2 separate regions of the Homo sapiens genome follow, and region 1 is linked to region 2. A link is an interaction called in ENCODE POLR2A ChIA-PET data of the cell type or tissue named here. Cell type or tissue: OCI-LY7. All regions are shown on one strand. Each heading gives the region's core, and the rest is flanking DNA. Links, peaks and the distances in the headings are about the cores only. Region 1 overlaps BHLHE40-AS1 (BHLHE40 antisense RNA 1). Region 2 has its middle 37 kb from the start of BHLHE40-AS1.

Evidence for each region. Peaks named below come from ENCODE experiments on the same cell type or tissue, not always from the same donor. Only the 100,000 strongest peaks of a DNase experiment are listed, where the experiment ranks them.
Region 1: POLR2A ChIA-PET joins it to region 2 with 20 read pairs; 29 of 35 experiments call an interaction of 5 or more read pairs at or near these places.

The regions. Positions count from the first base shown.
Region 1 is chr3:4,959,562-4,962,367 of GRCh38, forward strand. All of the region lies in intron 1 of BHLHE40-AS1 (BHLHE40 antisense RNA 1), which reads right to left. Among named protein-coding and RNA genes, the nearest start is that of BHLHE40, 18 kb to the right of the region's middle. In OCI-LY7, for the core only: no CTCF peak of the experiment used is centred there; no DNase peak of the experiment used is centred there.
Region 2 is chr3:5,015,072-5,017,877 of GRCh38, forward strand. No RefSeq gene overlaps it. Among named protein-coding and RNA genes, the nearest start is that of BHLHE40-AS1, 37 kb to the left of the region's middle. In OCI-LY7, for the core only: no CTCF peak of the experiment used is centred there; a DNase peak (open chromatin) is centred at 1,640.

The DNA of each region.
Region 1 (2,806 bases), core at 192-2,691, 55 kb before region 2:
AATGAAGGTGAAGGCCAGGCACGGTGGCTCAAAGCTGTAATCCCAGCACTTTGGGAGGCCGAGGCAGGCGGATCACGAGGTCAGGAGTTTGAGACCAGCCTGGCCAACATGGTGAAACTCCGTCTCTACTACAAATACAAAAAATTAGCTGGGCATGATGGCAGGTGCCTGTAATCCCAGCTACTCAGGAGGCTGAGGCAGGAGAATCGCTTGAACCTGGTAGGTGGAGGTTGCAGTGAGCTGAGACTGCACCACTGCACTCCAGCCCGGGCAACAGAGCGAGACTCTGTCTCAAAAAAAAAAAAAAAAAAAAAAAGGTGAAATAAAGTCATTTTCAGACAGGTAAAAATTGGGAAGATTCATCTCCATTGGACCCATGCTACAAGAAAAGCTGGCATAAGTTTTTCTGACTGAACAGAAAAGATAGCAGAAGGAAACTCAGATCTGTAGGAAGAATTTAAGACTCCCAGAAAACGTTTTAAAAAATGGATACAGCCAGGTGTGGTGGCTCACGCCTGTAATCCCAGCATTTTGGGAGGCCAAGGCAGGTGGATCACTTGAGGTCAGGACTTAGAGACCAGCCTGGCCAACATGGTGAAACCTCATCTCTACTGAAAATATAAAAATTAGCTGGGCATCATGGTGTGCACATGTAATCCCAGCTACCCAGGAGGCTGAGGCATGAGAATGGCTTAAACCCAGGAGGCGGAGTTTGCAGTGAGCCGAGATCATGCCACTGCACTCCAGCCTGGGTGACAGACAGACTCCATCTCAAAGAGAAAAAAAAAAAAAAAAAAAGGCCAGGTGTGGTGGCTCACGCCTGTAATCCCAGCACTTTGGTAGGCTGAGGCAGGTGGATCACCTGAGGACGGGATTTCAAGACCAGCCTGACCAGCATGGAGAAACCCTGTCTCTACTAAAAATAGAAAAATTAGCCGGGTGTGGTGGTGCATGCCTGTAATCCCAGCTACTCAGGAGGCTGAGGCAAAAGAATTGCTTGAACCCGGGAGGCAGAGGTTGTGGTGAGCTGAGATCGCGCCAGTGCACTCCAGCCTGGGTGACAAGAGCTAAACTCTGTCTCAAAAAAAAAAAAAAAAACAAAAAAACAAAAAAACTATGTTAAAGGTCTTTTACAAAGAAATATTTATATATCTATTTGTGTATGTGTGTGTATATAATATTTGAAAAGATAATTGATTGTTTAAAGCAAAAAACCAATATATTGTGAGGTTTATTACATATTTGGGAATAAAGAGTAAAATGTCAGATAATAAGAGCACAAAATGTTGGTGGGGGAAGAAATAGAATTATACTGTTGTAAAGTTCTTGCACTATCTGTGAAGTTGTATAATAATTTTTTTTAGTATACTATTTGAAGGTAAATGCAGAGAATAATTTCTAGAATAGTGGTTCTCAAAATGTAGTTCCCAGACTTATACCACCAGCATCATCTGAAAACTTACTAGAAATGAATATTTTTGAGCAATATCACAGACCTACTAGATAAGGAGCTCTAGGAGTACGGCCCAGAAATCTATGTTTTAATAAAAGCACTAGGTGTTTCTAATGTATGTAAAGTTTAAGAACCACTGCTCTAGAACAGCCACTAAAAATACACCACGAGAAATACAGCTAAAAACAAGAGATAAAATGGAATGATTAAAAAATGCAAAAAGGGGCTAGGTGTTGTGGCTCATGCCTGTAATCCCAGCACTTTGGGAGGCTGAGGTGGGTGGATCACTTGAGGCCAGGAGTTTGAGACCAGCCTGGCCAACACAGTGAAACTCCAACTCTACCACAAATAGGAAAAATTAGCTGGGTGTGGTGGCACACACCTGTAATCCCAGCTACGGGGGAGGCTGAGGCATGTGAATTGCTTGAAACCATGACGCAGAGGTTGCATTGAGCAGAGACCGTGCCACTGCACTCCAGCCTAGGCAATAGAGTGAGACACCATCTCAAAACAAAAAATACATAAATAAAAATAAAAATGCAATATGGGCTGGGCACAGTGGCTCATGCCTGTAATCCCAAGACTTTGGGAGGCTGACATGGGAGTATCACTTGAGGCCAGGAGTTCAAGACCAGCCTGGGCAACATAGTACGACCCCATTTCAAAAAAAAAATTAATTAAAAAGAATGCAGTATACCAAAAATGAGGCAAGAAAGTAGAAGCAGAAACAAAGAATAAAAGGCATAAGTAGAAAATAATACCAATATGGGAGAATTAACTCAGATTAGTAATTATATCAAATATAAACATATTAAACACTTAAAAGGCAGAGATTGTCAGATTAATATAAAAGTAAGATCCAACAATATGATCTTGACAAATACAAAATTATAAGGACATAGTTTAAGGCTAGGTACAGTGGCTCACGCCTGTAATTCCAGCACTTTGAGGCCAAGGCAGGAGAACTGCTTGAGGCCAGGAGTTTGAGACCATCCTGGGCAACACAGCAAGACCCCATTTCAGGGCTGTGGTGAGACACGCCTGAAGTTCCAGCTACTTGTGAGGCTGAGGCAGGAGGATTGCTTGAACCCAGAAGTTCAAGGTTACAGTGAGCTGTGATCTCACCACTGCACTCCAGCCTGGGCAACAGAGTGAGACCCTGTCTCTAAAAAACAGAATAAAATAAATACAATATAAAAAGTCATAGTTTGAAAGCACAAGGGTAGAAAAAATATACCACACAAACATTAAGTATAAAAAAGCAGGTGTGGTTATATTAATATTAAGATAGGCTTCAGAATAATTATATTACTAGAGATAAAGAGGAAAAGTATTAATGATAAAAGAGAAACT
Region 2 (2,806 bases), core at 153-2,652:
GGTGGGAGAATCACTTGAGCCTGGGAGGTTGAGGCTGCAGTGAGCCAAGATCACACCATTGCACTCCAGCCTCGGTGACATTGTGAAAACCTGTCTTAAAAAAAAAAAAAAAAGATGTTAAGGGAAATACAGAGGGACAGAAATAGAGAGTTCCCAAGAGCAGGAACAACAGTTAGAGACACAGAGAGACAAAGATGGGAGAGACAGAGAGAGCAAGAGTTGGTGGAACAGAAAGAGTGAGCGAGAGGGAGAGACAAAGAGAACAGAGTACAAGAGAGAAAGGAGGAAAGGACAAAAGGAGAGACTTGGGAAAGGAGAAAACACGAGGAAAAACATCAAAAGAACCCGAGGTTTGTAGAGGTGGGAAGGACCCTAAGAGCGAATTATTGATTTTGCCAACACACGACCTCTAGACTCAAGACTCAAACTGTCTTGGTTCCCCATTTCCTAGCTGTGCAGTTGAGACAGGTTACAGTATTAAATATATCTGTGCCTCAGTTTCCTCATCTGCAAGATGCAGACAACAGTCTCTACCTCATAAGGCTCCTGGGAGGGCTGTTGAGTTAATACATTAAGCCAGGAAAGTCCAGTCTTTTGGCTTCCCTGGGCCACATTGGAAGAACTGTCTTGGACCCCACATAAAATACATTAACACTAACGATAGCTGATGAGCTTTAAAAAAATGCAGAAAAACTTTTTTTTTTGAGATGGAGTCTCGCCGTGTCACCAGGCTGGAGTGCAGTGGTGAGATCTCAGCTCACTGCAACCTCCGCCTCCTGGGTTTAAGCGATTCTCCTGCCTCAGCCTCCCGAGTAGCTGGGACTACAGGCACCCGCCACCACGCCCGGCTAATTTTTGTATTTTTAGTAGAGACAGGGTTTCACCATGTTGGCCAGGATGGTCTCGATCTCTTGACCTCGTGATCCGCCTGCCTCCGCCTCCCAAAGTGCTGGGATTACAGGCGTGAGCCACCGCACCCGGCCTCATAATGTTGTAAGGAAGTTTACGAATTTGTGTTGGGCCACCTTCAGAGCTGTCCTAGACCTGTGGGCCATGGATTGGACAAGTTTGTATGAAGCAAATGCTCAAGATGCCCTAGTTGTTGTGATGATCGTTTATTGAGCATATATGTGGCAGGAAGTGTGTCATGTGGGACCCAAAGATGTCAAAGCCCCCGACTCTGTAGTTCAGCGGGAGTCTGTTTTCCAGTTTTCCCTAATCTGTCTGGTTTATTTGTGGTTATTAATAACATATCACTTTCACTCTCAAAGGTGTCCTGATTCAGAGGAGAGGCTTATGTCATCACCTTATTTTTGGGGGCAGAGTGTGAGTAATCGGGCTGGGTGGAACCTGCAATAAGCCAGGAGCACCTGCCCCCCTGAAGCCGATGCTCCCGCAGGTGCAGGCAATGACAGGGGCTTGTATTTGCAGTCTCTAATTTTCCAAGAGAAGTTGGAAACTCAGATTTTTATGTGAAATCATCCCATTTTTAAAATAAACTATTTTTTTCGGTTTTAAAAAATACACCTTATTAAAAGTTTTCCAAACTTCCTGCCCCCAGTCCAGCTAAAGCACATCTGTGGCTTAGGCCAGCATGTGGTCTGTTTCTAATCTCTAGACTTGAGGAAGTGACAATCTATTGAGAGGAGCTAGACAAGTAAACAGGCAGTTACCACACCGGTGATAAGGGTGGTGACAGCAGTGAACCCAGGGTGAGTCAGGAGGCAGAGGAGGGGCAGACACGGGAGCTGGAGAGTGGAAACCTGGGAAGCCTTCCTGAAAGGGGGTAACAACGGAGCTGATTCCTGAGAGTTGATTGTGAACACGTTCCAGAAATAATCATAATGATGGCAGGGAACGTTTCCCCTTGTTGCTTTCTGGGTGTTAGATATTGCTGTAAACAACTCTGCAAGCATCATCTCATTCAACCTGCACAATAACCCCATGAATTAAGGACCAGTGTTATTCTCATTTTTCTGCAAGAGGGGACTGAAGCACAGAGAAGCTAAGTAACTTGCCCAAGGGCACACAGTGAACAGATGTCATGTGATCTACCATACATAGATTTAAGCATTACCCTAGAAAACTCCGTGGAAGAGCAGAATGACAAGTCCAAAGACTAGAAGGTAAAAGAGAGCAAGGCACTTTAACAAAACTGAAGATAGGCCACTGCGGCTGAAGTGGGATGTATTCACCATATGGGGCAAGGAGCTGGACTGCCGACTGGGAGGCAGGAAGGTGGACAGGAGAGAAGTTGGGTCACGCTAAGGGGCTCGGGCTTTATTTTAAAGACTAGAGGCAAGATTGAAATGCTAAAAGATTTAAAGATCAGTATAACTCCTACTCCTCTCTCCCCTACTCCATTTAAAAGAAAGCTCAGAGGCCGGGTGCAGTGGCTTACGCCTGTAATCCCAGCACTTTGGAAGGCTGAGGCAGGTGGATCACGAGGTCAAGAGATCGAGACCATCCTGGCCAAGATGGTGAAATTCCATCTCTACTAAAAATACAAAAATCAGTTGGGCATGGTGGCACGCGCCTGTAGTTCCAGCTCCTCAGGAAGCTGAAGCAGGAGAATTGCTTGAACCCGGGAGATGGAGGTTGCAGTCAGCCGAGTTCGCGCCAGTGCAGTCTAGCTTGGCAGCAGAGCGAGACTCTGTCTCAAAAATAATAATAATAGTAGAAATTTAAAAAGCTCAGAAGGGCTTTCTTCCCTTACCCTAGGTCACACAGCCCAGCTCTGGGGCCAAACCCAGGTCTCTGGACTCCTACCAGGAGAGGGCCGCACCCCAGGGAGAGACAAGAGGGA